2 separate regions of the Mus musculus genome follow, and region 1 is linked to region 2. The links are chromatin loops, found by intact Hi-C in ENCODE. Cell type or tissue: left cerebral cortex. All regions are shown on one strand. Links, peaks and the distances in the headings refer to the core of each region. The heading gives the core; the rest is flanking DNA.

What was found. A loop is a pair of places that touch in the nucleus more often than their neighbours do. Peaks named below come from ENCODE experiments on the same cell type or tissue, not always from the same donor. Only the 100,000 strongest peaks of a DNase experiment are listed, where the experiment ranks them.
Region 1: it touches region 2 in a loop (5-fold over the local background); 7 of 42 quality-filtered maps call a loop at or near these places.

The regions. Positions count from the first base shown.
Region 1 is chr4:107,798,659-107,804,021 of GRCm38, reverse strand. It overlaps Lrp8 (low density lipoprotein receptor-related protein 8, apolipoprotein e receptor), which reads right to left and starts at 1,763. Exons shown (of 20, transcript NM_053073.3): 1 at 1,504-1,763; 2 at 652-771. The coding sequence starts at 1,609. Lrp8os3 (low density lipoprotein receptor-related protein 8, apolipoprotein e receptor, opposite strand 3) reads left to right here and starts at 1,958. Exons shown (of 2, transcript NR_168096.1): 1 at 1,958-2,258. In left cerebral cortex, for the core only: a CTCF peak has its summit at 2,545; DNase peaks (open chromatin) are centred at 972, 1,522, 1,937, 2,502 and 2 more places; H3K4me3 peaks cover 2,231 bases; H3K27ac peaks cover 2,169 bases.
Region 2 is chr4:107,735,834-107,741,196 of GRCm38, reverse strand. All of the region lies in intron 3 of 1700047F07Rik (a long non-coding RNA gene), which reads right to left. Among named protein-coding and RNA genes, the nearest start is that of Gm12907, 21 kb to the left of the region's middle. In left cerebral cortex, for the core only: a CTCF peak has its summit at 3,083 (motif pointing left); DNase peaks (open chromatin) are centred at 2,391, 3,078, 3,653 and 4,136; H3K27ac peaks cover 1,228 bases.

The sequences.
Region 1 (5,363 bases), core at 214-5,213, 63 kb before region 2:
CAGGAAACACACTCTTCCTCCTGAGCCCCTCCTTGCTGTTGGCCCCATGACTCACACCCAGACTAGGCTGGCAGGAGGAAAACGCTCTCTGAAGGGTGACTCGGCAGAAAGGCAGCAGACTGTGACCAGGACCTGAGCCTACCACCCGGAGGATGCGCGCGGGGGTGCGGCCGGGGCGGGCCAGGGCAGGGCCTAGAGCCCTTTACAGCACACCGTCAGCCCCAGGATTGGCCGCTCCGGCCACAGGCCTATGGGGTGGTCCTTGCGCAGCCAATCAGTGGCCCCGGGGAGCCCATTCATTCATAAAACCGAGCAAGGAAAAGCCCCTCGTGGCCCGAGCTGCGTGGAACTTTGAAGTGCGCGCTCCCAGTGAGGCCCAGATTGGGGATCCGATCCATAGAGCTAAGAGGTGTGCAGGGGCTGCCGCGTCCACGCCCACAGTCTCGGGCTAGTAGCTTCAGCAAGCCGCGCTGGGCTCCACCCTAAGCAGGACACGCCTGCCACCCAGCTCCCGCCGACAGCTGAGCCACCCATCCCAGAACAAGGCCGCCAGCCTGGGGCAGGTGGCCCCATGACGGATGCAGCCACGTGCGCAGCGGAGCATGATCCCCCCCCCCCCCCGTTTCCCCTCCCCTGGTCGCCGCGACTCACGGCAGTCGTCCTCGTCGCTGTTGTCCGAGCAGTCGTTGTCCTCATCGCATCTCCACACCAAGGGAATGCAGCGCTCGTTCCGACACCGAAACTGGTCCTCTTCACACTCCTTGACTGGCCCTGCGGGGGTTGGGGGCGGTGAGCTGGGTCACTGCACAGGAGCCCGCTCCCCACCCTGCAGCCCTGGCTGCCGAGAAGTCCAGCGGGTATGGGAAAGGGGGAGATATCGGTGAGCTCTGGATCTCCAAGCACCTTAATTCCGAGAAAGGACAGGATGCCACGGGTCCTCCACTGCAGGACCGACTGATGGCACAGCGAGACCCGACAAGCGCTTAACGGCCCGTGGCTATACCCCGCCTTCAGACACATTCACCCTTACACACAACGCCAAGTCAGGTCCACACAAACCTAGTCTGCGGGAAGCCCCGCACACTGGCGACACGCACCCGGTGCAGGGGCTCAGTCCCTTCACAACCTGTCAGTCTCCTCGGCCCACAGGGGTCCCCGGAAACGCATTGTCAGAAAAGACTGTACCACTTCGCTCATCGCCGCTATGGAGCGCGCGTGTCAAATTAAACCAAACCCCAGACCCTGAAGGACTACCCCCCGCAAAGTTCACGGGCCGGGGGGGGGGTGCCCGGCGCCCATCCCCCATTAAGAGGGTGCCCGGAGCTGGGGTAGAGCTTCGGTAACCAAAACCGTGGGGGTAGCGGGGAGGAGGTCCAAGGCAAATCCAGGGAGCTAGGGTCCCCGGAGCCTCTCTATCGGGACCTCGCCGTACAGCAACCCCCACCGCCGGCCGCGCTTTGTTGGTTGGCGGCTGCGAGCCGGCCCGGGAAGCGCCGTACGCACCTTGGCCGCCCGGCAGCGGATCCGCTGCGGAGAGATGCTGAAGCTGCAGCAGCAGCAACAGCAACAGCGCCAGCGGCCGGAGCGCGCCCAGTTCTGGGCGGCCCATAGCGGGCCCGGGGCTCCGGCCGCCGCGCCCCGAGACCCCCGCGCCGCCGCCGCGCCTCAGCCCGCCAAGTCCTTGCCGCGGCGCCGGGGCTGCCGCTGCCGCCGCCGCCACCACCACCGCTGCCGCCCGCCCCGGCTCCCCGGCTGCATTTCAAGCAGGTTCGGTGACGCTCGGCGGCGGGGCGGGCTCAGGCTGGGCGCGCGGCCCCGGCCCTGGGCAGCCGCCGCCGGCGCGCGCGCTCCCTCCCGCCGCCGCCTCCGCCCCACGCTCCTCCCGCCGCCGCCTCTTCTCCTCCCCCGCCTGTCCTTGTCCCCTCCTCTCTCGGTCCGAGCCCCATGATCCTGCTCTGTGTGCGCGCAGGTGCTAAGAGCTGTAGACGCTAGGACGAGCCCGGCTAGGCTCTGGCCCCCCTGGTTTCCCCGTGGAGGTGGCAAGAGGGTGAGAGAAGGAGGCGTATGGAGGAGAGCCCGAGCTCGGGAGAAGGAGACTCACAAGCCGTTGCAGTGAACGCGCAGAGCGCGGGAAGGCTGAAAGCATTGCCAGGGAGAATCTAGGGGTGCTGGGCAAGACCTGTCATAGCTTCAGATTAGATGAGTCGCTTTCTGCGACCGTGTGCATCTGTGATTATCACTGTGTGATCCTGAGAGAGGTGAGTGTCTGGTGCACAGACTGTTATCCATATTCATCCTTCTCTGTTGGACCCCGCAGAGGAGCAGATCAAGGGCCCTGAAGACATGGCAAGGTAACCCTTGCTGCTGCAGAGAAGGGCAAGGACTGTGGAGGCCCAGATGTGTCATCCTTGCCGCCAGAGGCAGCACATCTAGTGTCTCTGGGCTCCACTAGCCTCTGCACAAAGAAGGCCCCTCCTCTAGCAGTGCGACCCCACCTCCCCTACTCTTCCTTGTCAGAAGGGCAACGCTTAGACTGGATTTCAGCCACCTGCCGGTGAGCCTGGCCCAGCAGCACAACAATCTCAGAGTGTGATTCTTGGGCACGGGTTGTAAACCAGGCCCGCGCGAGGGTGCCAAGGCCCAGTGTTAAATAGGCCCTCTCTCTTCAGAAAAAAAAAAAGGAAGAAAGAAAGAAAGAAAGAAAGAAAGAAAGAAAGAAAGAAAGAAAGAAAGAAAGAAAGAAAGAAAGAAAGAAAGAGAGAAAGAGAGAAAGAGAGAAAGAGAGAAAGAGAGAGAGAGAGAGAGAGAGAGAGAAAGAAAGAAAGAAAGAAAGAAAGAAAGAAAGAAAGAAAGAAAGAAAGAAAGGGAAAGAGAGAGAAAGCAAGCAAGCAATCGTGGAAGCTGTGATTCCTATGCCAAGCTGGATGGGTGCACAGCCCCGCTAGGTCAACAGTCCTCTCAGTCTCATATCTTCCCCCGCAAAGGGTAGCCCATGACAATAGCTATGGCAACCACAGACCTTGGGAAACCACAAGTGCATCATCCTTTGGTCACGTTAAGGCTCCATGGGTCTGGAAGTCCTGGCCACAGTGAGGGGAAGACAGACCATCAACAGAAGAAATCTTACACAGCATGTGCTGTGTGTGTTGTGCCCAAGGCTGCAGCATCGTAAATAAGGTACTTCCCCAACCTCCCGATGTTACATATTAGTTAGAAGAGAGAAATACAGAAGAAGAAAAAAAAAAAGAGTTCTATCACACTATCACAGCATCATAGTTGTGATGAGAAAATAAACAACATGAGAGCACGGAGGTAAGTTAGAGAGGCGATCATGTTTCACTGACAGCGAGGAGCCTGACCACATGACGGTCAAACGCATGCTATTCTTGGCAGAGGGAAGAGCAATGGAGACACATCCCATCGTGGTAAACTAGTGATGGGAGAAGTAAGCGCATGGTGGTGGGGAGGAGCTTTGGGGAGTCCACAAGGCCCAATCACAGGATAGCTTTGTAGGCCACAGTAAGGAGTTTGGATTTTGTCCCAAGCACAATGATACCCACTGCGACACCCTCGAAGGTTAGGATGGACCCCCTCCTGCAACCCAGATTCACCTGTCCAGCCTCACATGGCTTCTGCTCTGCACTCCTGGGAAACTCAGTCCCATTATCGGGCCTCAGGGAAGCTGGGAACTAGGCAGTCTTGATGGTTCCTTCTGTGCTAAGATGTTTGCATGGGGTAAAGTTTAGGCTACAGCTCAAAAGGATAAGAGCATTGGCCTTTGGGTCTGGGCCTGCCCTTCCTTCCCTGACTATATGGACATGGTTGCTTCCACTTCCGTGGTTCAGGTTCTCCGTATAAAAGATGGCATGGGGGGGGGGGTCGCAGTGCTCACCACACAGGCTGAGGTGAGGTTTAGATTACATGTGGTTGCATGAGAGTCATGTCCAGAGCACAGTAGATGCCTAATGAACATTAGTTACTGTTACTATTATCCAAAACACCCTCCTCAAAAACCTCTGATAACCCCAAACCTCAAAAAATACAAATTGCCCAGCCTGGGAATATAGCTCAGTGGGCAGTAGCTCAAAATTTGAGCTACTAGGGGGACTACAGTAGGAGGAGCACAAGTTCAAGGCCTGTCTATGGTACAGAGAGTTTTCAAAAACCAGTCTGGGAGGCCTCCACAGCAGGCCCACGGGCCTGCTCCTCACACCAGCCTGCTCCTCACCTGCCCCTGAGAGCTGGGTTTCAGACCTCTTCCGACCTGTACCCTCTTCGTGGGACATTCACCTGGGCTGGATCTGTCCAGCCCTAGGCCTCTGTAAAAAGCTTCTACTCTCTCTACAGAAACTTCTGGAGAAGTTTCCCATGGCCCTGAGGGCCAATCTCTCTGAACTACTGTTAGATCCACTTCTGTGCAGAGGCCTCAGATCAGAAGGGCTTCCTAGTCCCTGCTTTGTCTCCACTGGTGGCTTGTTAAAGAGTGGTGTGGCCCCACAAGTTTGCCCCAGGACCAGAAAGCTTGCTCAGCTGTGGGGGGTCATAAATGACAAAACTCCATTCCTGCCCTTAGGGCTCTCTGGTCTAAGGACCAAGACAGCTCTGGATAGACAGTGATGAAGTCACAAGAGGATGAGCAACCCAGAGAATGGGTTGTTCAGGGACATCAGGTTTCTACCCCATGTCTCTCACACAAACAAGGTCAGAGAGCAGGGGCCCAGCTGAGCTGAGGGCATGGAGCTTTCTCTCCGTCCCCTGCCTTCACTTTGCAGAAGTGCAGCCTCAGTCTCCTTTGGTATGCTGTGGGCCTGTTGCCCATTCTCCTTGATGGGGTCTTATAAAAGAGACGGTCTAATCCATGCTATGAACTTCACGGGTTAAACCACTCGATATATGTGTGACCTCAAGGAAGTTTCTTGGACTATCTGTTAATTTTCTCTTCTATAAAGTGGGCATCTGGTCCTGTGAGGTGGCTGAGTGGGTAAAGGTGCTTGACACAAAATTTGAAAACCTGAGTTTCAGCTCTGGGACTCATGGTAGAAGTAGAGAACCGACTCCCTCAAGTTATCCTTTGGCTTCCACAAGTGTGCCATAGAACACATGGGAGTGCACACACATACAAGCATACACACACAGGCACAGACGCATGCATGCACGCGCACACACACACACACACACACACACACACAGTGTAATAAACATTTTGATAAATAAATTGAGTAGTAAATAAATAGACTAGGAATGGGGTCAGAGTGTTTTATGCCTATAATCTCAGCACTTGGGAGACTGAAACAAAATTGTCGCATTTGAGGCCAGTCTGGGCTATATAAAGACCTTGTGTCAAAAATAAAAATAAGAGGGGC
Region 2 (5,363 bases), core at 172-5,171:
GCAAGTCCAAGATCAAGACACCAGCAGAATTTGAAGGCCTCATGGAGGGACGCTCTTGTCCTGTCCTCCCCCGGAAGGAGCTTCCTTAGCCTTTGTTAGAGGGATGCTACCCCGTTCAAGGGGGCAGCGCTCTCCTGTCTTCACGGCTTCCCCAAGGCTGTACCCTTCCGTGCTATCTCCCTGGGAACTGGTTCTGAGGTATAACTGAGGGAGATGTCGGTATCAGACAGGGCGGGAGACAAAGGAGGACAGTGAGGAGTGAGCAGGAAGCAGTCGGTGGAAGGCCCGGATGGCAGACACCATGCCGATGGCAGAGTTAAAATGAAGCAGCGCAGAGCCTTCAAGGGATCACTGAGCTTGAAGACAAAGCAGCAGAACCACGGGGAGTCAGAGCACAGTGCTCCCCCCACTCACCCAGTCAGAGCACAGTGCTCCCCCGACCCAGCCAGGGCACATTGCTCCCCCCCAACCCAGCCAGAGCACATTGCTGCCCCCCACAACCCAGCCAGAGCACAGTGCCCCCCCACAACCCAGCCAGAGCACAGTGCTCCCCTCCCCACAACCCAGCCAGAGCACAGTGCTCCCCCAACCCATCCAGAGGCAGAGGACACAAAGAGAGGGTACACGCGAAGACACCTGCTTCCACTTTGCAAATGGGGGCTTTAGTGCCTGGCATCCTGGCTCTTGTCCAGTGGGCCACTCCATGGCTGTGTGTCTGAAGGTCAGAGAGATCCAAGAGGGGACAAACAGTGTGCAGGTTAACGGGGGGGGGGGGTATCTGGAAGCCTCATGGATGGAGACACTGCTGAAGAGATACAGAGAGCGGGCTCAGGCTGGGGTCAGGTGCCAAGGGGGCACCTATGCAAAAGGCTTGAGAAAAGAGAATGAAAGTGAGCCACCTGTTTCCCTGCCAGCGCCTTGCTGGCTGTGACTTGAGACAGCATAAGGCAAAGAAAGGAGTGGGGGAGGGTGCTGGCCCCCAAACTGGAGAAGACAGGCCTCACAGAGGTGCCAGACAAAGGAGCCCATTCTGGGTAACCCACCAGGCTGGTGTCCTAATGGCCCAATCTGGTTTGCTTTTTTTTTTTTTTTTTTTTTTTTGCTTCTTTGTTTTTAAGATTTGGATCAAGCTCCTGTCTAGGCCTCCTTCACTCACGTTTCCAGCCCAAGCAGGTGGCATCTGAGGGTGTCCTAGGACTGAGAGAGCCACAGTCCTTTACCAGTATTACAGGCTGCTGGCAGCTGGGCTAGTAAGTGACTAACAGTGACTCCTTTGGGATTCTCTGGACCCATCCAAATCTTTTGTCTTCACCCCAGGCTTTCGCCCTCTCTCCACACAGCTGGGCCTGGACTCTGGACTCCTCCTCCCTCTCCCGGGCTGTGTCTCCCCTCTCCCGGACTGTGTCTCTGTTTTTTAAGATTGCTTGGTACTCCTCTTGAGCACCTGCCACCCCAGGCCAAGGGCTCTCTGAACCCCAATTACACGGCAGCCCACTGGAGCAGGCCTGATGTCCCAGCAGTGTACCAGTTGTCGTTTGTAAAAGACAAACTGGTGTCTTACACACACACACACACACACACACACACACACGCCTTGCTCTCTGTCTCTGAGAATGCCACACCTTGGTGGCTTCGTACCACACTCTGTGTTCCTTTCTCTCGCTCTCTCCCCAGATCCAGTCAGTCAGGGGTCCCACTGAGGACACATGCTAAATTCTTCTCAGATCTGCCTAATACTTGCCCAAGCTCAGGCCTTCTGAAAGGTTCCATAAGAGACAAGAGCTTTTTAGCTGTGCGTGACAAGCTTACTTCTTAAGCTGAAGAAAAAGACTGAGAATATTGGCTCACAGGACTTAAAGGTTGAGGGCTCCCCTCTGTTGTGGCTGGATCCAGAGATGGAGCCATGTTGAGGGAGCCCAGGCTCAGTGCTTTGCTGTTTGTTGGCAGTCAGAGTAGTGGGCTCTAAGTTCCTCATATCACGGAGAACAGGGAGAGCAGCCTTCCCTACAGATGCAAACAGCTTCATGGACTGTGACTGGCTTGCACTACTGCCCCTAGTCACCCAGGTTGCTCGGCAGGCCTGGACGTCCTCTGAAGACACCCCCCTCCCCAAGGTGTGGGGGTCTACTCCGGGCATGTGCTCAGCTCCGTGGCTTGGCATCACCTAGACCACAGGCCCTGGGTAGGCAGGAGATGGAAGACATCCATGCCTCTGTTCAGGTGGGCAAGCTGTCCCAGAAACGGATGCCAGAGGAAACAGCCAACCCTGCTTGAGTCAGGAACGAGCTAGCAGTGAACAGGAAGCTGCGAAGGTCTGCCGAGTGAGAGCACCATGGATTACAGTTTACACAACACACACAGTCATCACTAGTACCAGTCCTAAGCAGGTGTGGGAGTCACTGTGTTGTGTGCGCTATCTACTCAGTGCAGAACTTGGCTCCTGTGTGTCTGCACAGTGGGCTCTCCTGCTCAATGCCAGAAATAACCAGATCAGACCTGCCCCTGGACCCCAGGCCCCTTACTCTCCCCTGTGCACAGGGGGTGGGAGAGTTCTGAGTCACCTTAGAGTTGACTTTAGGATGGAACCCAACCCACATACTGGGCCTGGGATTCAGGCTTTTCCTGGGTCTAGGGAGCCAAGTTCTTCCTGTGAATATTAAAGGGGAGGAGAGGGGGCAGGACTCTGACATTCCGAATTCTCTCCCATGCAGACCCCATCCTGGTGAATGATTAAAGGGGTTCCCTGAGAAGCCCTTTGAATCAGCACCTCCCTCATTGCAACTCCAAGAGCCTCTGACCCGCTCCTTGATAAGTGGATTGCCTACCTAGCTAAGTGTTATCTTGCAATTTTTTTTTCTGTCAGGGACTTTCACAGTTCCTTCTGAAGCATCAGGCCTGCTCAAGGCATCAGGTGGGTAAACACTTGTCTAAACCTGATGTGTTCAAGATATCTGGCTGTCTAGTCCTTACGAAGAGAAGAAAAATGGGGACCCTGGGTTGAATGTTTGTATGGAGGACACAATTCCTGGGCGATGCCTGTGGCCGTGGCCTGAGAAGTTGACTGTCCTGGAGTGCCCCCTGCTGGCCACAGTGACAAATGGCACCTCCAGGGCGCAGGCCTGGGTTGGGTGGACAGAGCCTCAAGGAGCTGGCTGGCTGCAGGCCTGCTCTGCTCTGTAAGTCTGAGGACTTCCAGGCCTGCCGAGCGAGCTATCATCCTGGGCATGGGTAGTGCAGCTCAGAGGAGAGGCCAGGACCAAAAGCCTCTGCTCACAGAAATTTGAAAATGATGTTTTTCTTTCTGTTGTCAGCAGAGAGAATGCGTCTGCCCACTGGGAAATGCCTGAGCCTCTTTGGACATGTCCTTGTCCTCTTCCCGGGTTTTGTTTGCCCTCCTGTAAGATGGGGCTGAGACCTGCCGATCACAGCACCAACTGAGTGGGATCCGCCAGATGTAGGATACAGCACACTTTGGTGTGTTCCTCCAGAGCCTACAAGTGTGCTGTCTCAGCTACGAACACAGACTGACTGGGAGTGTGGCTCAGTGACAGAGAATATGCCTACCATTCACCAGGCCCCAGGTTCCTGTGGCCACCCTGTCTTGTGGCTCAGATAGAAAGAATTCTGGGGCGCTGGGCAGGAAGGGGAACCGTCAGCCATTATGGGACACTCTCTTTCTAGCTGAGCCCTGGCTAAGGAGAGTCAGGGACTCAAAGTTGGGAACTGTGTGACCCAGTGCCAGCAATCCCTGGGGCGTCTCAGACTTTCCTCCCTGATACACGCTGGGCTTTTGAAGTAGATTTCTGGAGCAGCTCTCTGAACCCCAAATCCTGAGGACCACTGCAAGCCAGTAGCACTCCTCAGCTACTTCTCTGACCCTTACTCCCCTGCTTCATCCCTCCCACAATGAACACAGCCCCATAGCTTCTACTTTTCCAGAAGGCTGCAGAGACATCCACTCTTACCCCTCTTTGAAGCTGTGAAAACCTTCAGCCCTTGCTTGTCATTAGCGGAGTCAGGACCAGCACCCCACACACGTATGTACCGTGTCCCCGACTGCTCCTCCACTCTGCTTCTGCTCACACACCAGCTTGAGGAGACATAAATGTGAGGCGACGTATGTGCCTCATGGTTCTATTAATAGCAGCCAAGTTTTTATTTGATTTTTCTGAGACAGTCTCAAACTCCTAGTCTGAAATTATCCTCTCAGCTCAGCCATCTGAGTAGCTGGGCCCACAGGCACACGTCATGGTGTCTAACTTTAGTTTTTTTTTAAATAGTGAAAGGAGTCCGGTGAAATTAATTCAATATTATTTTTTATTTTGCACAACATTTTAAAAATGTTACCATTTAAGCACGCGGGACCAAAATGATTAAAGGTAACCTAACAGCCTGAAGTCCTTTGTATACAGCAAGGCTGTAAGATCCCGGCGTGTACAGCACGTTCATTCATATACACACATCTCATTCAGATAGGCCACACTCTGTGTGAACAGAAGCAGATGTTAGTGGTCATCTTATAAGGAACAGAGAGCTAGAACCTTCTCTGGCTGCTTCAGCTACCTGCAGCTCCCCTCCTTCCTTCCCTCCCTCCCTCCCTCCCTCCCTCCCTCCCTCCCTCCCTCCCTCCCTCCCTCTAAGAGCTCAGGGTGTGAGCTGCTTGCTGCACGCATTTCTGAGGAGTCCATGAGGGATTCAGACTGTGTCCAAGCCCCTGCCAGTCTGAGAACCTGGGCCAAGACTGGGAAAGTCCGCAGGTGACTGGTAAGGTTTTTGTAAAGCTGCATTTTATTGATTGATTGATTGATTGATTGATTGAGACAGGTTCTCACAATGTGTCCCTGGCTGGCCTGGAACTCACCATGTAGACCAGGCCAGGCTGGCTTTGAAGTCACAGAGATGCACCTGCCTCTGCTTCCCTGAGTTCTGGGCACACGAATCTGATTTTAAGGTATGCTCCACACTGTAAGATTATTTCCCTCTCAACGCTGGGCTGTAAAACCTATCACCACCCTATCCTCCTTCTACCTCTTTGACCTGATGGTCAAAATAGAAAATAGTGGTTGCTTTTTAAGGCAAAATTAAAGGGTGGCAGCCCTGTGCACTTGAGATACAAAAATATAAACCAACCTGGCGTATGAACCCCAGGGCCCCAGTGTCTGCTGTCAGGATGCCTCTAAAATGAAAACCCAATAGCCTGCTTCTTAGGGACCTTCACTGCCCCAGGAGAGTCCAAAGCCCAAGTCTCACGAGCTGTCAAAACCCAAGGGGACCCCTACTTACCAGCTGTCACATATATTTTTCTCTAAGAGGAGCAAACCACATGCCCCTCCCTTCCTGCCCCTTAAATTCCTCAGTAAAGC